Linked DNA regions of Homo sapiens: region 1 is linked to region 2. Evidence: read pairs that join two places in POLR2A ChIA-PET (ENCODE). Cell type or tissue: Panc1. All regions are shown on one strand. Links, peaks and the distances in the headings refer to the core of each region. The heading gives the core; the rest is flanking DNA.

Region 1 (10,820 bases), core at 2,474-7,473, 56 kb after region 2:
CTTTTGAGTTAGAGTTTTTTATATATTCTAGATACAAGTCTCTTATCAGATATATGAATTGCAAACATTTTCTTCCACTCTGTGAGTTGTCTTCTCACTTCCTCAATGGTGTGATTTGAAGCAAAAGTTTTTAATTTTGATGAGGTCCACTCGATCTATTTTTTAAATTGTGCCTTTATCTAAGGAATCATTGCATTATCCAAGGTCACAAAGACTTACACCTATGTTTCCTTCTAAGAGTTTTATAGTTTTAATTAACTCTTGGATTTAGGTCTTTGACTCATTTTGAGTTAATTTTTGTATGTAGTGTGAAATAGAAATCCAATTTAATTCTTTTGCATGTGGCTATGCGGTTGTCCTAGCACTACTTGAAAAGACTATTTTTCCCCACTGAATTGTCTTGGCACTTATGTCAAAAAGCAACCGACTGAAAATGTGAGAGTTTATTCTTGGACTTTTAACTCTATTCCACTGGATAGCCATATGTCTATCCTTATGCCACTACCATGCTGTCTTGATTACAGTAGCTTTGTAGTAAGTTTTAAAATAAGGAATGTGAGTTCTTCAATCTTGCTCCTCTTTTTCAAGATTGTTTTGGGTATTTTGGGTCCCTTGGATTTCTATATAAATCCTGGGATCTGTTTGTCAATTTCTGCAAAGAAGCCAGTTGGGATTTGACAGTGATTGTGTTTAATCTTTTGATCAACTTGGAAAATATTGCCAAGAACATGGGATGTTTTTACATTTATTTAGGTCTTCTCTAACTTCTTTCAACAGTGTTTTGTACTTTTCAGAGTATAAGTTTTGTGCTTCTTTGTTAAATTCATCTCTAAGGATTTTATTATTTTTGATGGTATTATAAATGGGATTTTTTTTCTTAAATTCATTTTCAGGTTGTTTGTTGCAAGTATTATCATGTTCTTTTAAACACTGTAGTGATACGCATAATTATTTACAGAGTACCTACTAGGTGGAAATGCTAGATTGATGGGAAATAAAGAGTATAAGACTCAGTTCCTAAAATGAAGAAACTTACAATCTAGTTGAGAAGAAACAATGCTTTACATGTTTCTCCTTTATAATTTTTTGAAGTGATTTCAAATACTTCATAATATTTGACTTTGACAACACCATTCATCCATTTACTCAAAAGTATGTATGAGGCTGGGCACAGTGACTCAAAAGTATTTATGAGGCTGAGCACAGGCTGGGGCTGTGAGCACAGGCTGGAGCTCTAATCCCAGCACTTTTGGAGGCCGAGGCAGGAGAATCGCTTGAGGCCAGGAGTTTAAGACCAGCCTGGGAAACATGGTGAGACACCTCCCATCTCTATAAAAAATAAAAAATTAGCCCAGCATGGTGGTGTACCCCTGTAGTCCCAGCTACATTGGAGGCTGAGGCGAGAGCATCACTTATGCCCAGGAGTTTGAGGTTATGGTGAGCTATGATCATGCAACTGCACTCTAGCCTGGGTGACAGAGCATGATCCTATGTCTAAAAATATAAAAAATAAAGTATTTATTGAGTGACTACTATCTGGAAACACCATACTAGATGCTGGGAATTAAATGGAGAAGAAAACAAATACAATCCCTGCATTCATGAATCTTACCATCTAGTTAGAAAGACATATTAATCAAACATAAATTATAAATTTTGGTAAGTACTATAAAAGAAACACACATTAAATAGTAGGGCAGGAATTGTGAATAAAATAAAGTTCTATTGCTTGCCATCTGCTTCTCGAGAGGCCACCCTCTGCGCAGCCCCCATATTACAGAAAAGAAGATGGAGGTAAACAAGAGTTTTAGTGTTCTGGAGGCAAAAAGCAAAGGATACTATGAGAAGGATCAGGCCCTCCAGCTTTAACACTGAGTTGTTTGATTAGATGTACAACATTTGGGTTTTATTTCCCTTCCTTCAAGAAAAAGGAAGAGGAAGCATGATTACAAGGGATGCAAGCCCTCCTGTTGCAACCAGGTCAGCACGCTTTGGCTACCCGCCTCGCTCTCTGCTGGGCTCAAGCAGAGAAGCAAACAGTAGTTCTATGGAGGACACAATGCGGTCCCCATGCTCTGCTGCCCCACTGCCCTAAGTGCGGGCTGGGTTTAAACTGTTTTTCAGCACTGGCAGAAATAAGCCAAACAGGCTTTTTAATATGATCTCACTTTCTCCCAGGTTCCAGCTTCCTTAGTACTAGTCAACCTGCCCTAACTTTTAAAAGTGTCACAGAAAACTAGAAAAGGGCAAGGTTATGGAGAGCTGACAACTACTTTATGAATGGATTATAGAAAGAAAACTTTGATTTTATTTCTTATACATTATAGACATACTGGAAGGAGGGGCAGTATATTTTATTTAAATAGGGAAGTGGTGGCCTAGTATTGGTCCAGGATCTTCCTCTAATTTCATCTTGACAAGCAGTGACATGGCCCAGCCACAAACTGCAATAGCAGAGCCTAGACCAGAATCCAGACCTCCTGACTCCTATTACAGTGCTTTTGCCACTGCATTTAAAGAGACTTAAATCCTTGGTCAATTCATGGAACAAACATGGCATGATCGTTAGGACTAGGAGATACAAAGGTGAATAAAATAAAGTTCCAGTGCTTGCCATCTGCTTCTGGAGAGGACACTCTCTGTGCAGCCCCCACCCCAAAGAGTGGATTAGATTCTGCTCCTTTGTGTGTTCATAATAGCTTGTGCATTCATAATACCTTGTGCGTTATTTCTATCAGTACACTTAAAACACTATATTATAATTATCTGTTGATATGTTGATTTCTTCTGCTAATTCAGTGAGTACATTGTAGGCAAAGATCTTGTTCTTTGCCATCCCAGAACCTAGCACAGCACCTGGTACATCGTAGATGGTTCAATAAACCTTCATTGAATGAATAAATGAGGAGCCGGTCCAATCCTCCTCATCCCACTTCATTCTGCTGGCACAAACCCACATAATATGTGACCGTATATCTCCCAGGTGAAAACTGGAAAGCTGATATGTCCACACTGTAACTAGTGGATCACCAGTAGTGTGGGTGAAACAGCAATTCTATGAAATTCACAGAGCAGTTCTACTCCCTTTTCCTACACAGCCCTGCCAAAGGGGAGATTTGGATTCAAGAAAACAACAAAGTTGATTTCATGTTGTACATATTTAATGAAATGGGATATCTAAGACTGAGTAATCCAGAAAATTCCCTTTTTAGTTCATGCATGGGTAGCCAGTCTTGGCTTTGGACAGAGTTGTCTTTTTCCAAGACCAGGTTTGTTTTTGTCTCCCCATATGCCTCATTTTGGTCTTGCCGACAAGTGAAGAGAAGCAGTTAGGAGAATGAGATGCATATTTAAAGCTAAGTTGTTGCAGAGCCAGCTCAGAGAGAGAAGTCTTATTAAAACTCATCTATATTCTTTTTCATAAAATATCACCATAAATGGACCTGTTAAACAGTGTCTCGGGAGCCTCTGTAATTGGCTGAGCTCCAACTACCCACAGGGGACAGGAAGATGGTAGTGGATGGCTTCCTTCCCACCCTCCACTGTTCACTGTGTGACCCTGAGCCCCAGCTCTGGGAGGTGGTCTGGGGAGACACAATTCCAATATCTGTTCCGTTTTGAATGCAAAATCAAACTATGTTACCAGATAAGCAGAAATGGCATAGAAATCAGATAAGGATTTTATAGTGGTTTGTAGACAATTTCTTAAGGCCTTTGGGGACAAAAGCATATCTCTACATATGTTAGCACATATCGACATATATGGATACTGTGTGCTAGTCTATCGTTGTCTCTGGAGATCACTTAGGTTCACTTCCTCCCCTTCATGGGCCATCAAGATGCAGTCATTCAAGCCCAGAAAGATATTAGGGTCTGTTTGACAAAAGACCGAGTGTGTGTGTGTGTGTGCGCGCGTGTGCATGTGTGTGTGTGTATTCACTTATTTGGCACCTGTATGTGAGAGGAGGCTAAAGAGAGAGAGAGATTGAGATTCTGACTTCATTACAAAGCCAAATTAAAATTATTTTTCTTAGCTATTTCTTGGATAATTTTCTACTCCCTCCCTCCAAGAGTGCAGATAAGTAAAAGTTGACCCAAAGGTCCTACTAGCTATTCACACACATGCATCCTCAAAGTAAAATGAAGTGCATTCATCTGGTTCAAATTACAGAAGCTATGTCTATATAGCACCAAATAAGTGAAGAGTTTAGAATCAGATTCATATAATTAGTAAACTCAGATTATCTAAGCCCCAGAGTAGATTATTTGTGTCTGAATTGCCCACTTTGGCTATCTACACACAGATTCGGTACCGTCTCTTTGAAAAAGCTAAGATAGATAACAATGAACATCTGTATACAAAATAGAAAATGTATACATACTTTATAAATCTAAATAACGCCAGGTGCGGTGGCTCACGCCTGTAATCCCAGCACTTTGGGAGGCCGAGGCAGGCGGATCACAAGGTCAGGAGATAGAGGCCATCCTGGCTAACACAGAGAAACCCCGTCTCTACTAAAAACACAAAAAATTAGCTGGGCGTGGTGGCGGGCACCTGTAGTCCCAGCTACTTGGGAGGCTGAGGCAGGAGAATGGCGTGAACCCGGGAGGCTGAGCTTGCAGTGAGCCAAGATCGCGCCACTGAACTCCAGCCTGGGAGACAGAGCGAGACTCCGTCTCAAATAAATAAATAAATAAACAAATAAATAAATCTAAATAACTTGGAAGGATCAGAATATTGATGAAATTTTCAGTCAAAATATTAAAATGGCTACAATTCTCAAAAAATATGCCTGAAATAGCTTCATAATTATTTCCATGCCCCATAAGGCTATTGTCATTATATAAATAAATTTATATAGCAATCTATTTAAATCTACACACTTGCATACACAATATGTAAGCTACTAATATATATAAACCTATATGTTTATAGGCTGAGATATATGGGGATTCATAGGCACATTTGTTATTTATTTTATTAATTCATTTATTAGATTTCTATTAAACATGTCTATTTTGGTTTATTATATGGTAAGAATCTGGCCTCACACATCCCTATCCACCCTCTTTCCATAGTTCTGGCTGCCAGGAGGGCTTGTGTCCTGAAGCCTGGGGAGTGGTTTTATTTATTTTCTTTAAACTGTGGGAGAGGTCAGCCATGGCTTAAGTGAACTCATAAATACATCCCCATGCCCTGGAATGTCCTAGGTGTGCCAGCCTGCCCATACAGCACCTGTCACCTATGGAAGGTCCACTGTCCTCCCTAAATAATCTTTATGTCCTTCTATATGTAAACAGGGATAGAGCTTCAATAGAACTGTCACCTCTCCTGGAAAGGGGAAAGAGGTGGTAGGGGGAAAATTATGGAATCCTGTTCCCACCTAGGTTTAAATATAACTCAGTCAGGATAAACAGGTAACGCTCTGCCCCTATGCTTACATGACGTAAAATAACTATACAATGAGCCGAGCAATGCAGAGAGTCAAATTGAGCCTCATGATCCTGTTTGGGTGTCTTTACTAATCACCCAAATCTCACATCATTTGTGAGATCCAAACACAGCTGCCATCTCTTCAGTAGTTCTCATCCCTGGCTGCATATTAGAATCACCCAAGGAGCTTTTTAAAAATATGGATGTCTGGGTCTCATGGTGCACCAGTTGACTCTATACATCTAGGAGTGGGACCCAGGAACCTCTATGGTTTAAAAGTTCCCCAGATGATTCAGATCCACAGTGAAGATTGAGAGCCACTGTACCTTTATACTGACCTAATTCAGTATAAGGCAGAGAAGTATCCCAGGAACTGGGGACTGGTAGACAATTGGGGTGATTCTAGCCAAAAATTAAGCCAACAAACAAAAATCAAAGTGAGCTTCCTTTTGCAGAAGATTTTTCACCATGTTAATATCTGCTCACCTAGATACAGCCAAAGAAATTGGGCTGAGAATGTGAAGATGACTGTCACATTTGAGAACCTATTCCCAGAATACTTACAAGGAAAACTGGGGCATACACATGCACACACACACACACACGCACGCACGCACACACACATACATACCATGTGACTGCTAGCAACTTAAAACAAAAAAATTTTAATTGAATTTCGGGGCCTGGGGAAGATCTGAACCTATAATTATTTCTTAGCAAACTTGCTGAACACAGGGTTTTCCTCCTCTGAGACGAGATGAGACGGGTAGCATAATGAACCCTCTTTAATTAAAAAATAAAATGTTTTAGGATAATCATATTCTTCTAAGTTACATTATTTTTTTAAAGGAAAGGACAGATCGTGAGAAAATGTCCATTTTCAAGTGCCCCATGTTAGGCTGCCTCAAATGGACTAGTTTCTCATTCAACCCTGTAGATTCAAAATTAGATCCTTAGGGAGGCACTTGAGTCCTTGCATTATTCCTAACATGAAGCTAACTTTTTTTTTTTTTTTTTTGAGACGGAGTCTCGCTCTGTCGCCCAGGCCGGACTGCGGACTGCAGTGGCGCAGTCTCGGCTCACTGCAAGCTCCGCTTCCCGGGTTCACGCCATTCTCCTGCCTCAGCCTCCCGAGTAGCTGGGACTACAGGCGCCCGCCACCGCGCCCGGCTAATTTTTTGTATTTTTAGTAGAGACGGGGTTTCACCTTGTTAGCCAGGATGGTCTCGATCTCCTGACCTCATGATCCACCCGCCTCGGCCTCCCAAAGTGCTGGGATTGAAGCTAACTTTTTAAAAACCCTTTCTGTACTCCCACTTCTCTTAAATGCAATAGGCAGGTTCAATGTCAATTGATTCCAGCCAAGCAAAGCAGTGGGGAGGGAGCAAAAGTCAGGGTACTGAGAAACAGAGACTCCTGGTCCAGCAGCTCTCTGACATAATTTTGTGGGATTCTCTAATAGAGAAGTGGAATGTTCACGTTCCCCATTAGAGAGCTCTTCCCCAGTTTCTTTGGAGATATTTGGGATGTGAGTAGATAGACAGAGGTGGGAAAACACTCATTTAGATCTTAAGTTGGAGGGAGGCACAAGCTCTGATGAATTGAAAATGTCTCTCTTCAGGCAGGAAAACTAGACTAAGACAGAACTGGGGGAGAAGTTTTGCCTGAGTTCTACCTCTCAATGTGTGGGTTGGTGGCCTTGGGGGACAATGATCGACCACCAAGATAAATATGAGAAATCCAATTCAGGAGGTTTCTTTTCAGTTTCACCATTCTCATTTTCTTTGATTCCTATTTCCTATTCTACTACTTCTGGGTGCAGCCCCCCTAAAGCAAAAATTTCTGAATCCTAATGAAGATATCTTTATTCAAGGGAAAAAGTAATATATTGGAAAATTTAAATGGAAATCTGTTTCCCCCGCCAAGCTTTTCCTACACTACTTTTCTGAAAAGAAAGAGTAAAGCAGCCTAAAACCTATTACTATAGTTTACACCAAAAATGATCTCTGATAGAATCTACATATTAGGATGTGTCTATACCCCCCCCCAGAGCAGGTATTGTGTCCTCTTGTAGGCAGCTTCTTTCACCTCTTAAGATACATTACAGCCTTTCCTTAGGCAGTATAAATCTGTGTTCTTATAGTTCTGAGATTGTAGTGTCTAGCCACTTGGGGAAACATCTACACTTCAAGCTACATTTAGACAAACACACATGCACACACCCACACACATCCCCTCCCTATATCCATATCAGACACCTGTGGTGCATTCACTGGTTTCAGATGCACTTACACCGGCTACCTGGGATTCCTCTAAATTCCTACTTATGAATTTAGAAAAGGCAAAAATCATGTAGGCAAGCATTAGCTCCCAACAAGAGTGTAGACATGGATAAGTAAAGGTAGTGAGAGTGGGAAACCCATTTTATGAGATTTTATAAGACAAAATAGGGTAAGGACACACACATACACGCACACACAGTCCACATGCACCAGAAACACTCACCTGCTGTGGCTGAATGCAAAACTGAAGAGGCTTGGAAATCTACCGGTGGGGAGGGGCCTCACAGTCAACAGCCCAGAGAGCTTCGCCCTGCCCGGGTCTACACCTGCCCAGAGAGAATTTTGGTAATTTTAATAAAACCAAATTAAATCCTAAAGTAAGCCTAGTTGGTGATTCAGGAGGGATAGCCCCAGACCATTATAGGATAGCTATAAAATAAAAAATAATATATAGATGGATAAGAATAGGAGCAAAGCAAATAAAATCATTTTAATGGAGGAGAAAGGGAGCATGGCAGAGAAGAGGGAAAACTGCCAAGTGTGAAGAAAAAGTTGCTTACAGGATTCTCCAGGGTAGGAGAAGCTCTCTGGCCACCTTTTCTTTTTGTGGCTTTTGAGATGGGGGCCTGCAGAAGACAGAAAAGATTGGCACAAATCCTGGGATTTGTGCATTTGTAAGGAAAGCAGAACATGCTTCAGTAAAAAATGCCTCTCTACATAAAACAGAGAGGCAAAGAGGTCTGTGGTGTTGGAAATAGTGGAGGGGTGTGGAGGGCAGCAAGCCATTGACATCCCTGCTGTCAAGAAATGTATCTTTTAATTAGAGGGACAAGTTTGTATGCAAGACACTTGATGGATGTTGGCACTTTATGTAAGCATGTTTTACTTAGTTTTTCATGACATCTTATGAAATGTATAGTGTATTACTTAATTTAGTTGAGGAAACTGAAGCTCAAGGGGTTAAGCAATTTGCCCAAGGTCAAAAAGCTAGAATGTTGAAGTTCTAGGATTTGAACCCAGGCCTGGCTTGCTCAAAGCCTAAGCATGTTCTTTCTATTGCCATGAAAGAGACCAAATGTAGTGCCGATGTTTCCCAAGTAGATACAGATCTGGAGGGATGGTCAGTGTGTCAGCTTGTCCAACTTACCGCTCTTTGTGCAAAATCCCTGCCCTACTCCCTGGAGCCCCTTCCCTCACCCGAGAACTATCGTGGGCAGGGCCTCTTTGGCTGAGGTTGTCTTCTTTCTCCCTCACCACCCTTCACAAGAAGAAGACATCAAAGATTGCGCAGGGTCATAAAGAGAGGGAGGGTGTTAGAAGGGAGGAGCCACCCTGGGCTCATAAACTAGGCGGGGTTGGGGGGACCCACCCATTTGTCAGGCAACTCTGCATCTCACTTTCCCCAAAAACTGACATCTCAGCTCTTGCTTCAGGGCAGGGTGCTTAAGCAAAGTGCGGGTGGTGGGAGTGAAAGGAGGCACATGGGAGCGATTGGAGCACCGGGTCATTCTGACAGAAATGGCACCTCCTCTCCACCCGCACCCTGTGAGGCTGAGACATTTACGTGGATTCGTTTGGTTCTTGTTTCAGTTCTGCTGCTCTGTGGCCTTGAGGAGCTTCTTCCTGTCCTCTCATCTCTTCACCTTGTTCTGGGGTAAATCATCTCTGGACCGCCTTACCTGCTGAGCAGCTCACTGGAGACCACACCGTGGAGGCACACCACACAGAACAGCCAAACTCCCCAGGCCACAACCAGGCTACACCTCCTGAAAGACAACTGGAGAACCAAAGAGCATCAGTCTTTGTGGCCTCCCTGTACCATCTCCTCCTACCATCAGAGCATACCAGAGCCTCCAAACTCTTCTTGGGTAGTGTCAGAACCTGCAACGGTCATGTTAATTCAGTAAAAATGTCTGTGTCTTAGATCTGAGTGCAGTCGCCTCCGTTGACCTTTGAGCTCCCTAAGGACAGAAATCAGGTCTTAGCCCTAGAGGGTTCCTCCACTGAATGGAGAGCTCTGCACATAGCAGGGGCTCTTGAAATGGCATCACCAAAGTCGGTAAGAATCAAGAGGTTTGTTCTCCTATGCAAATTGGATAGTCCAAATTAAAATTCCCCTTCCTCCTGATTATTTTGATCATAGAACTGTTTTTTTCTTCATCAACATAGTCATCAGCAAGCATTTATTGAGCATTACTGGAGGGCTATGCTTGGTGTTTGGTACAAGAGATGTCAGGTCCTGCCATCAAGAGACATAAAATATACATTTTAATATACACAGAGTTTCTCAGCTCTGCCACTTTCCGGTCATGGGATGCCAGACAAATTTTTTAACTATTCTTTGTTTCTTATGTTAAAATGAAGAAAGCAAAAGCCCCTACCTCACAGGGTTGATGTAGCAATCTAATTAGATCGTGCATATAAAGCACCAGTGCCTGACACATAGTAAGCACCCAATAAGGTGGCTGTGGGAAACCAGCAAAAGTTTCTAAGCAGAAAAGTGGCAGAGAGAGAGAGAGAGAGAGGTGGAGATTGGAAAGCTTTACTCTACTCCCACTAACACAGAACTAGTGGGATAACAGCAAAAGATATTTAGATTGGGTCTAAGATAAAGTTAATAATAGGTGAATCAAATACTACATGAGCTCTTGTTCCCCTGACATCTTTAAGAACTGGGCATCCCATTTAAAAAAAAAAAAGAAGAATGAAATTATGTCCTTTGCAGCAACATGGATGCAGCTGGAGGCCATTATCCTAACCAAATTAACACAGAAGAAAACCAAATACCACATGTTCTCACGTATAAGTGGGAGCTAAACACTGAGTACATATGGACATAAAGATGGAAACAATAGACACTGAGGAATACTAAACGAGGAAGGAAGGCGGGGATGAGGGTTGAAAAACTACCTGTTGGGTACTATGCTCACTACCTGGGTGATGGGATCATTCCTACCCCAAACCTCAGCATCACACAATTCCCCCATGCAACAAACTTTCACGTGCACCTCCTGAACCTAAAATAAAAGCGGAAATTTTAAAAATTAAATAAATAAATAAATAAAAGAACAGGGCATCCAACCACGTGTTAACAGTATGGCCTA
Region 2 (10,820 bases), core at 2,424-7,423:
TGATTCTGCCACCTCAGCCTCCTGAGTAGCTGAGATTACAGGCACGTGCCACGACACCCAGCTAATTTTTTTGTATCTTTAGTAGAGAGGGTTTCACTATATGGGCCAGGCTGATCTTGAACTCCTGACCTCAGGTGATCCGCCCGCCTCAGCCTCCCAACGTGCTGGGATTACAGCCCTGAGCCACTGCGCCTGGCCAGAATAGATGCTATAATATGAGATAAAATTGACTTTAAGATACCTAAAGGGCCAAGTGCGGAGGCTCATGCCTGTAATCCCAGCTGACACTATGGAATGGTAGAATGGTCTAATGAAGAGAGTTACACAGCCAGCTGGAAGACAACACCTTGTGAGGCTGGGGTGCCGTCTTACAAGACCGAGTGTGTGAGCCATATTTGACTCCTGCTCTTTTTAGCCTTTCCAACAACTCTGTAAGCATCAGATTCCCTGTAGTAAATTCCTTTCTGCTTGAAATATCTAGAGTTGTTCTTGCACTAAGCCCTGACTGAATCATGTAATGATTAAGACAGTGTAGTATTTGCACAGACCCTGTTCTAAGTTATAACTTCTCATTTAGACTATAGCAATAAACCCTTAACCAGTCTTCTTGCTTCCATTTTTGCCTCCTGGATATTATGATAGCAGTGATAATGAATCTTTGATAGTCAAATTGACCAACTTAAAAGAATAGAGAACCCAGAAAACAGATCTGTGCTGTTTAAATCTGATATCTGACATTTCAAACCAGTGAGGGAAAGCCTACTCATGGGCACAGGGAGGGGAGAGTTCAATCTTTTTCTCTCACTATATAAAAAAATTAATTCCAAATGGATTAAAGACCTAAACATGAAAAAGCAAAAGCAGGCCAGGCGCGGTGGCTCACACCTGTAATCCCAGCAATTTGGGAGGCCCAGGTGGGTGGATCACCTGAGGTCTGCAGTTCGAGACCACCCTGGTCAACATGGTGAAATTCCATCTCTACTAAAAATACAAAAATTAGCTGGGCATGGTAGCAGGCACCTGTAATCCCAGCTACTAGGGAGGCTGAGGCAGGAGAATTGCTTATGCCCGGGAGGTGGAGGTTGCAGTTAGCTGAGATTGCATTATTGCACTCCAGCTTAGGCAACAAGAGTGAAACTCCGTCAAATGAAAAAAAAAAAAAAGAAAGAAAGAAGGAAGGAAGGAAGGAAGGAAGGAAAAGCACAGAACCTTTAGAGGAAAATATATGAGAATTTAAGGCAAGAAACATTATGCTAGTGACTTTCAAATTTACATCTCTATCTATTCCCTAAACTCCACACTCATATATTCAACATTCAGTTCAGAATTTCAACTTGGCTGGCTGGGCAAGGTGGCTCACACCTGTAACCCCAGCACTTTGGGTGGCCAAGGCAGGGGGATCACTTGAGGGCAGGAGTTCAAGACTAGCCTGGGTAACAAAGCAAAACCCCTTCTCTACCAAAAAAAAAAAAAAAAAGTTTCAAATTAGACCTCTAATAGGCATCTCAAAATTAGCATGATCAAAAACAAAGTATGCATTTTACCACCAAAACTTCTCCTCCTGCAACGTTCCCATTTAAGAAAATAGTGCTAACATCCTCATCAAATCCATTGGAAAATCTTACTAGGTCTAACTTCAAAATATATTGTGCATTTTTTCATCTATCTATTGGCCATTTATATGTCTTCTTTTGAGAAATGTCTATTCATGTCCTTTGCTTTTTTTTAATAGAGTTTTTAATTTTCTTATTATTGAGTAGTTTGAGTAGTTTGTTTTCTTATTATTGAGTTCCTTATATATTTTGGATATAAGCCCCCATCTGATATATGATTGGCAAATATTTTCTCCCAATCTATGAGTTGCCTCTTCACTGTGTTAATTGGTTCCTTTATTGTACAGAAACTTTTAAGTTTGATGCAATCCCATTTGTCTGTTTTTGTTTTTGTTGCCTGTGCTTTTGGGGTCATGTTGTATAGTGTGAATCTGACCACTTCTCACAATTTTCTCTGCTACTGCCCTGGTCTAAGTCACTATCGCCTTTCATTTAGACTATAGCAATAAACTCTTAACCCATCTACATGCTTCCGTTTTTGCCTCCTGGATGTTATGATAGTGGTCATAATGAACATGTGAAAAGTAAATCAATTCCCTGCTTAACATCCTCCAGTGGCTTCTCATCACAGAATAAAATCCCTGGTTACTTCTCTAAGTAAGCACTTACCGCTCTTCCCCTTATGTATGCCAGTTAGCTACACTAGCCATTTTCTCGACTGTTCTATAACCCATCAATCACGCCAACATCTTAGGGCCTTTGGACTTGCTGTTTCCCCTGCCTGGAATGTTCTTCTCTTTAGATATTCCCATTTCTTGCTCCCTCATCATATTCTGTTTTCTGCTGAATGTTACCTTCTCAGGGAGGCCTTTCCTGACCACTCTAACAGAGCAGCCCATTGGTTTCTCTTTATCTCTGTATCTTACTTTCTCTTCATGTTTTATTTTCTATTTATCTATTGTTTATTGTCTCTCTCCCACACTAGAATCTAAGTCATTAAGGTTGGGTCTTTTGTCTTACTCACAGTTGTTTCTGCCAAGCCTAGAACAGTACCTGGCACAAAGTACGCATTCAGTATATTTGTCAAATAAATAAGCAAATGAGGGAATAAATGAGAAACCTGTATGACCTTGGAATAGGAAATATTTGCCTAAACACGACACAGAAAACAAAATCATAAGGAAAAGTTTGAAAAAATTTGATAAAATTAGATTAAATACTCTTCATTCTTTTAAAAACACCATTAACTATCACTGCTATATAAGTTGCAGACTGGCAGAAGGTATTTACAATGCAGATATTAGACAAAGTATTAACATTCAAGATATGTGAAGGACTCTAAAAATCAATAAGAAAAAGACAATTCAATTTAAAAAAATAATGAGCAGGCCAGGTGCGGTGGCTCATGCCTGTAATCCCAGCACTTTGGGAGGCCAAGGTGGGAGGACTGCTTGAGCCCAGGAGTTCAAGATAAGCCTAGGCAGCATGGTGAAACCCCTTCTCTGCAAAAAGTGCAAAAATTAGCTGGGCATGGTGGCACGTGGCTGTGGTCCCAGCTACTGGGGAGGCTGGGGCAGAAGGATCACTTGAGCCTGGGAGTTTGAGGCTGCAGTGAGCTGAGATCACACCACTACACTCCAGCAACAGAGTGAGATCCTGTTTCAAAAAAAAAAAAAGAGCAAAGGATATGAACAGGAAAGTCACAGAGGAGAGGAAATCTAAAAGGCTACTAAAATATGAAAAGATGTTCAACTCTCAGAAAATCAGAAAAACACATGTTAAAAATGGGAATAATGCCAAGGCAGGCGGATGACCTGAGGTCAGGAGTTCAAGACCAGCCTGACCAACATGGAGAAACCCCATCTCTACTAAAAATACAAAATTAGCTGGGTGTGGTGGCACATGCCTGTAATCCCAGCTACTCAGGAAGCTGAGGCAGGAGAATCGCTAGAACCCGGGAGGCAGAGGTTGCAGTGAGCCGAGATCACACCGTTGCACTCCAGCCTGGGCAACAAGAGTGAAACTCCATCTCAAAAAAAAAAAATAAATAAAAAGATAAAAAAAATTAAAAAAATTAAAAAATAAAAAAAAAAAGGAATAATTTCACACCATCTTATCAGCAAAATAAAAAAGCCTGCCAATACCAAGTACTGAAAAGGTTATGAAATAATTGGAACTTTCATACTTCTGGTGGTATTACAAATTGGTATAACCTCCTTGGAGAGCAATTTGGCTATATGAAGTATCTTTGAAGGTGTACATACTCTGCAACCCAGCAATTCCACTCCCCACTGTATACTCTGGGGAAGCACTTGCTCTTGGGCACAAGGAGAAACGAACTGGAATATTCTCTGTAGCATTTCTCCAACACTGAACCTTTTGCTAACATTCCCTCTGCCTAGAACTTCCTTCAGATACCCACATGGCACTCCCTCACCTTCCTCATGTCTTTGTCCAAATGTTACTTTTTCTTTTCTTTTCTTTCTTTCTTTTCTTCTTCTTCTTTTTTTTTTTTTTTCAGTTGCACTCTTGTTGCCCAGGCTGGAGTGCAGTGGCATGATCTCAGCTCACTGCAACCTCCACCTCCCAGATTCAAGCAATTCTCCTGCCTCAGCCTCCTGAGTAGCTGGGATTATAGCTGCCCATCACCACGCCCGGCTAATTTTTTTTTTTTTCTGTATTTTTTAGTAGAGACAGGGTTTCACCATGTTGGCCAGGCTGGTCTCAAACTCCTGATCTCAGGTGATCTACCTGCCTTGGCCTCCCAAAGTGCTGGGATTACAGGCATGAGCCACTACACCCAGCCCAGACGTTACTTTTTCAATGAGGCCTTTCTTGACCACCCTGTTAAATTTGCAAACCACCTTGGTACTCCTCTATCCCTTTATCTTCCTTTTTTTCCTCGTAGCACATCCAACAAATTACGTAGTTTACCTGTTTATTAAGTTTATAATTGTTTCCCCCCTCTACTCTGTAAGCTCCATGAGGACACATATTTATGCCTTGTTTTCCCTGCTGAATTCCCAGTTGCTGAAAGAGTACCTGGATGTAGTAGGCACTCAATAAAAATTGGTTGACTAAATTAAATAGTTGGTAACAGCAAAGATTTGAAAGCAATCTCAATATTCTCCCAAAGGAGAATAGCTAAGTAAACTATCACACATTCTGTACATTGGCATGTTACACAGCAGTTAAAATGAATACAATTAAAGCTTCATGCAGTCACATAGATAAGTATCAAAAACATAATATTAAGCAACAAAAGCAAGATGAAAAGGGAGAAGTATGATATGACACCATTTATAAAAATTAAGAAACATAAATAGTACTGCATCTGGCATATGTTACATACACATGTACTAAAATAGAGAAACGTTAATGGTAAGGTTAAGCACCAAATTCAGAACAGAGGTTATCTCCAAGAATAAAGGGACAGTAATGTGAGAGGGAAAGAACACCCATTGGGTTTCCATTATATTTTTAATGTGTTATGTCTAACCTGGGAGGTGGGCATACAGGTGTTAATTTTCTTACTATCTATATATTTGTGTATGCTTAGAATAGTAATAAAATTAAGTGACATAAGAGTGATTGGTGTATAATAATAATAGCCAATATTTATATAGAGCTTGCTTTGAGTTAGGCACTTTTCTAAGTGTTACATATAACAGCTCATTTAAATTCTCACAACAACCCTGTGAAGTTAAGTCCTATTATTATCTTCATCCTAAGGAAGAGGAAACAGAGACATAGAGAAGTTAAGTAACTTACTCAAAACTAGATGGTGGAGCTGAGCTGGAAGGAAAAAAAAAAAGCAGTTTTTAACCATTACCAAATTGCCTCATAGTCTTATTGAGCACACATAGGTTCTTAATATTGTGTTGAAACTGGCGCAGTGGCTCACACTTGTAATCCCAACGCTTTAGGAGGCTGAGGTGAGAGGATCACTTGAGCCCAGGAATTGAAACCAGCCTGGGCAACATGGCGAAACTCCATTCTCTACAAAAAATGAACAAATTAGCCAGGACTGGTGGGGTGCACCTGTAGTCCCAGCTACTCAGGAGGCTGAGGGGGGAGGATTGCTTGAGCCCAGGAAGCGGAGGTTGCAATGAGCAGACATGGTACCACTGCACTCCAGCATGGGTGACAGACCAAGACCCTGTCTGAAAAAGAGAGAAAGAAAGAAACTTGTAGACTGTAATTTTTGTAGGCTAAAGTGGTCAAATATGCCAGCAGTTACGTATGGTTCAACTTAATAAATGGCAAATAAAATAAAAATAAAACTTATTTTAAAAATGAAAACTTAATAAATGGCAAATAAAAACAAATGAGGTTCTATGATGACTCTGTAATTAATTTTAAACTTACTAAAGTCTTCTGCATGCATGTCCTAAATGTTGTTACCAGTGAAGCACAAGGGAGTGAAGTTGAACACCAAAAGTAACTTCCCAGCCATTAACACTGAAATCAAGGAAAGGAAAGAAGGCTTTTGAGGAAAGAGTGGTGATGATCAGTGTGAGGTGAATTAAAAGTCCCAACAGTGGGCTAGAAGACGGCTGAGTTGCTCCCTCCACAGCCCAAATCTTCCTTTCCTTTTCTCTCTCTCAGTTTGTCTAAGAGGCTGCTTCAAACCAGCCAGGACTTAGCCATGGTTTTGGCTCAGAAGTCCTTGTTTGCAGGCCTCCAAGAAAACTCTGGAGAGGTCCAGACAGGGCAGCAGCCTTCCTCATTAGAACACCCCACAACATGAAATCAAAGTTCTCTCTCCCTCAGCCCTGGCTGTACACCAACTCACAAGAAATTCAAAATAGAGAGCAGACGGGAGACAGATTCAAATTCCCCCAGGTTCCGTCTGTCTGGTCTTTGCAGTTGCAGTCCTGATTTCTTAGCTCAAGTTTGCAGGAGTCACCTTTTGCATCTGTTTCACAGCATAGTCTCCTGATTCTCCCTGTCTCTAGTGAATCAGAGCTAACTCTCTCTTGTATGTCGTTAACGCTAATTTCCTCATGTCCTTCCTCAAGAGCAATCATTTACCACATTCAATCCAAAATCTTTAGTGCAGACTTCTGCAACTCCTCATCACTTTGACAGCCTCACACCATGTCAACTTGAAGAAAATCTACAAGAGTGGTGGGACCTAGCTTAGAGCCTATGTGGAAACAGAAGAATGGACAGGGTTACTTCTGAAAAGTATAGTGAAATTGTGTTGCTCACTGTTGCATACACGCTGTTTCTATGGAGGTGAATGTATGCGTATTCACATAGGGTGGGGAGTGGTGTATGCATGCACACATGCACAAATCCGGTTGGTGAGTGTTCCTGAAGGCTATGTGAGCATTTTCTAGAACCCTATGCTCTAAGTTTCACTCCATAAATCTCTTTTATTGGCAGTACTGAGAAAACCAAGGGCCATGTAATAATTTCCTCTCTTGCTCTCCTTCACTTGCATAGGATGAAAAACTAAAGATTGATGATGATATCCTTTGGAGGAGCCAGGAGTGCCATCCATCCCACTCTGTCATCTATCCCTCTAAAGCTTTCCTCCACAGTCCACTGTTTCTGTTCTGCTCCAGAGGACAGCCTTTCTCTTTTTCTCCCCCAGACCTCCTCCATTGACTCCTTCTGAAACTTCCTCTTTGGGGCAGCCACCCTAGGTTAAGAAGCACAAGAAGGATTTTTCAGCTGACCAAACCATAAGACTCAGAAAATATCCTCCACGGAGATCCAAATACAAGTCATCTCTAGAAGTCATCTTCTCTTTCTTCCACTCAAAGCCATCATAGTTCGACTTGGAAAGGCTCTAGGGAAAGTGAGTCTAGTCTGCTGTTGATCCTCAAGTAGAGTATTTGTAACTCTCTTTTATCCTTCCTATTGTGATTTTTGGCCATGTTCTGTTGAGATTATTTTGTTTCCACTAAATAGGAAGTTTCAGGTGAAGGATAAGGGAAGTAGGGAGGCAGGGACAGAGAATGCTGGGTAGTGTAGTACACACTTGTTTTTTGTTGTTTTTGTTGTTTGTTTGTTTGTTTTGAAACAGATTCTCACTCTGTCATCCAGGCTGGAGTGCAGTGGCACGATCTCGGCTCACTGCAACCTCTGCCTCCCGGGATCAAGTTATTCTCCTGCCTCATCCTCCCGAGTAGCTGGGATTATAGGGGTGTGCCACCAAGTCCGGCTAATTTTTGTATTTTTTGGTAGAGACAGGGTTTCTTCGTGTTGGCCAGGCTGGCCTCGAACTCCTGGCCTCAAGCAATCCACCCACCTCAGCCTCCCAAAGTGCTGGGATTACAGAGAATCAGAGTCACTTTGTCTGTCCCTTGCCTCTTCACCTCTCCCCTCTTGGTTGAACTATAATCTCCCCAGTGTTAGTAACCTCTAAGAACCCAACTCCTGCCACCAAACAAAATTAAATGGATTCCATTGCTTCAGTGAGTCACTGAAACTTTGCAAACCCTCATGGACAGACAACACTTCCTGAGGTTAAACCAACTTTCTCTGCAGCAGCTTCAGCTCTAATTCTATGCAGATAGACTACCTTTGGCATCTGCCTTCTGTGTAAAGAAGGAAAGCCTCTCTTGATTTCTATTCCCAGGCCTCATACCTCTTCAAAAATCAATTCTAGCACAACTTTAATGTTTTATGAGAAAACACAGAATGTCTTTATGATCTCAGGGTAGGGGAAGATTTCTTAGAGTAAGATATAAAAAGAGCAAATCATAATGGAAGAGATGAATAAATTCAACTACATTAAAAACTTGTTTTCTTTAAAGGCTCCATTTACAAGGCTACAAGACAAGTCACAAACTGGAAGATATATGTTACTCAATGACTTATAAAGAATTTGTACACAGAATATGTAAAGAATTGATTTTTTAAATCTGTAAAAAAAGACAACTGGAACAATAGAATAATGTGCAAAAGACATGCATAGGCTATTCACTTAAGTGAAAATCCAAATAGCCAATAAATAGCCAAAAAGATTCTCAAACTCTAGTAATCAATAAAATGCAAATTAAAATAATCCATCAGATTAGTAAAATTTAAGAAGTATATACCTGGCTATCTAGTGTTTAGGAGGAAAAGGGTATGATAATACCAAATGCTGATGAGGATATGGAGCAACTGGAAGTCTTATACACTGCTAGTGAGTGTGTACATTGGCACAATGACTTTGGAAACAATTTAGGTTTATCTTCTGCAGTTGAAGATGTGCATACCCCATCATCTGCCAGTTCTTTTTTTTAAATTGTGATCAAAACCACATAACTTAAAATTTATCATTTTAACTTTAAGTATATAGTACAGTAGTGTTAACTGTATGTACATTGTTGTGCTATAGATCTCTAGACCTTTTTCAATTTGCAAAGCTGAAACTCTATATGCATTGAACAAGCAATCCTTTTCGCCCTCCCCACGGCCCTTAGCAACAATTCTACTTTCTGTTTCTAAGAGTTTGGCTATTTTAGATATCTTATAAAAGTGGAATTACACAGGATTTGTCTTTTTGTGACTGGCTTATTTCACTTAACATAATATCTTCAAGGTTCATCCGTATTGTAGCATATGACAAGATTTCCTTTTTTTTTTTTTTAAGGCTGGATAATACACCACATTTTTAAGTCCATTTATCAGTTTGTGGACATTTAGGTTGGTTTTACCTCTTGATTATTGTGAGTAATACTGCAATGAACACAACTACAAATATCTCTGAGACCCTATTTTCAATTCTTTCGGATAAATACCTAAAAGTGGGATTGCTAGATCATATGGTAATTATATTTTAATTTTTATTTTTTTATTATTATTATTTTTTGAGACATAGTCTCACTCTGTCGCCCAGGCTGGAATGCAGTGGCACCATCTCGGCTCACTGCAAGCTCCACCTCCCAGGTTCACGCCATTCTCTTGCCTCAACCTCCCGAGTAGCTGGGACTACAGGTGCCCCCCCCAGGCCCGGCTAATTTTTTTTTTTTTTTTTTTTTTTTTTGGATTTTTAGTACAGACAGGGTTTCACCATGTTAGCCAGGATGGTCTCGATCTCCTGACCTCATGATCTGCCCATCTTGGCCTCCCAAAGTGCCAATTTTTTTTTTTTTTTTTTTTTTTTTTTTTTTTTTTGGGAGATGGAGTTTCCCTCTTGTCACCCAGGCTGGAGTGCAGTGGCACAATCTTAGCTCACTGCAAACTCCACCTTCCGAGTTCAAGCGATTCTCCTGCCTCAGCCTCCCGAGTAGCTGGGATTACAGGTGCCCACTACCATAACTGGCTAATTTTTTATATTTTTAATAGAGACAGGGTTTCGCCATATTGGGCAGGCTGGTCTGAAACTCCTGACCTCAGGTGATCCGCCCACCTTGGCCTCCCAAACTGCTGAAATTATAGACGTGAGCCACCACACCAGCGCTATATTTTTATTTTTTTGAGAAACCTCAATCCTGTTTTCCAAGGCAGCTGCATCATGTTACACCCTTGCCAACAGTACACAAGGGTTACAGTTCTCCACATCCTAACCAACACTTGTTATTTTTTAATTTTTAAAATAATGACTATCCTAACATGTGAGGTGGTGAACAAAACAGAAAAGAAGAGTAAACAAAACAGAAAGAAAAAAAGTTTCTGGAGTTTGAAGATGAAAACAGGAAATGCTTAAAATAAATATTTCACACAGGGAAAATTTTAGAAAACCCATACCAAGTGCTGTTAGGTATGACCCACAATTGTCCAGGATCTCCTTGTGGCTTTGATTTGCATTTCCCCAATGATTAGTGATGTAAAGCATCTCTTCATATACTTCTTGGCCACTTGTGTATCTTCTTTGAAGAAATATCTATTCAAGTCCTTTGCCCATTTTCTAATAAATTATATTTTGTGTTGTTTGTGAGTTGTAGGACTTCTTTATATATTCTGGATATTAACCCCTTATCAGACATATGGCTTGCAAATATTTTCTCCTATTCCATAGGTTGCTTTTTCACTCTGTTGATTGTTTCCTTTGCTGTGCAGAAGTTTTTAAGTTTGATGTAGTTTCAATTGCCTATTTTTGCTTCTGTTGCCTGTACTTTTATGTCATGTCCAAGAAATCATGTCAAATCTAATGTCATGCAGCTTTTCTCCTATTTTTTTGGCAAGTCTTATAGTTTTCGGTCTTATGTTTGGGTCTCTAACACAATTTGAGTTAATTTTTCTACAGGGCCTTAGGTAATGGTCCAGTTTCATTCTTTCTCATTCAGTTTTCTCAACTCCATTTGTTGAAGAGATAATCCTTTC

The links. Peaks named below come from ENCODE experiments on the same cell type or tissue, not always from the same donor. Only the 100,000 strongest peaks of a DNase experiment are listed, where the experiment ranks them.
Region 1: POLR2A ChIA-PET joins it to region 2 with 18 read pairs; 1 of 35 experiments calls an interaction of 5 or more read pairs at or near these places.

What each region holds. Positions count from the first base shown.
Region 1 is chr12:53,847,532-53,858,351 of GRCh38, reverse strand. LOC105378250 (a long non-coding RNA gene) reads right to left here. Exons shown (of 5, transcript NR_189099.1): 2 at 9,396-9,493; 3 at 7,940-8,042. Among named protein-coding and RNA genes, the nearest start is that of HOXC13, 86 kb to the left of the region's middle. RefSeq lists an enhancer at 8,880-10,079. In Panc1, for the core only: no CTCF peak of the experiment used is centred there; no DNase peak of the experiment used is centred there; H3K27ac peaks cover 3,996 bases.
Region 2 is chr12:53,903,297-53,914,116 of GRCh38, reverse strand. No RefSeq gene overlaps it. Among named protein-coding and RNA genes, the nearest start is that of HOXC13, 30 kb to the left of the region's middle. In Panc1, for the core only: no CTCF peak of the experiment used is centred there; no DNase peak of the experiment used is centred there; H3K27ac peaks cover 1,596 bases.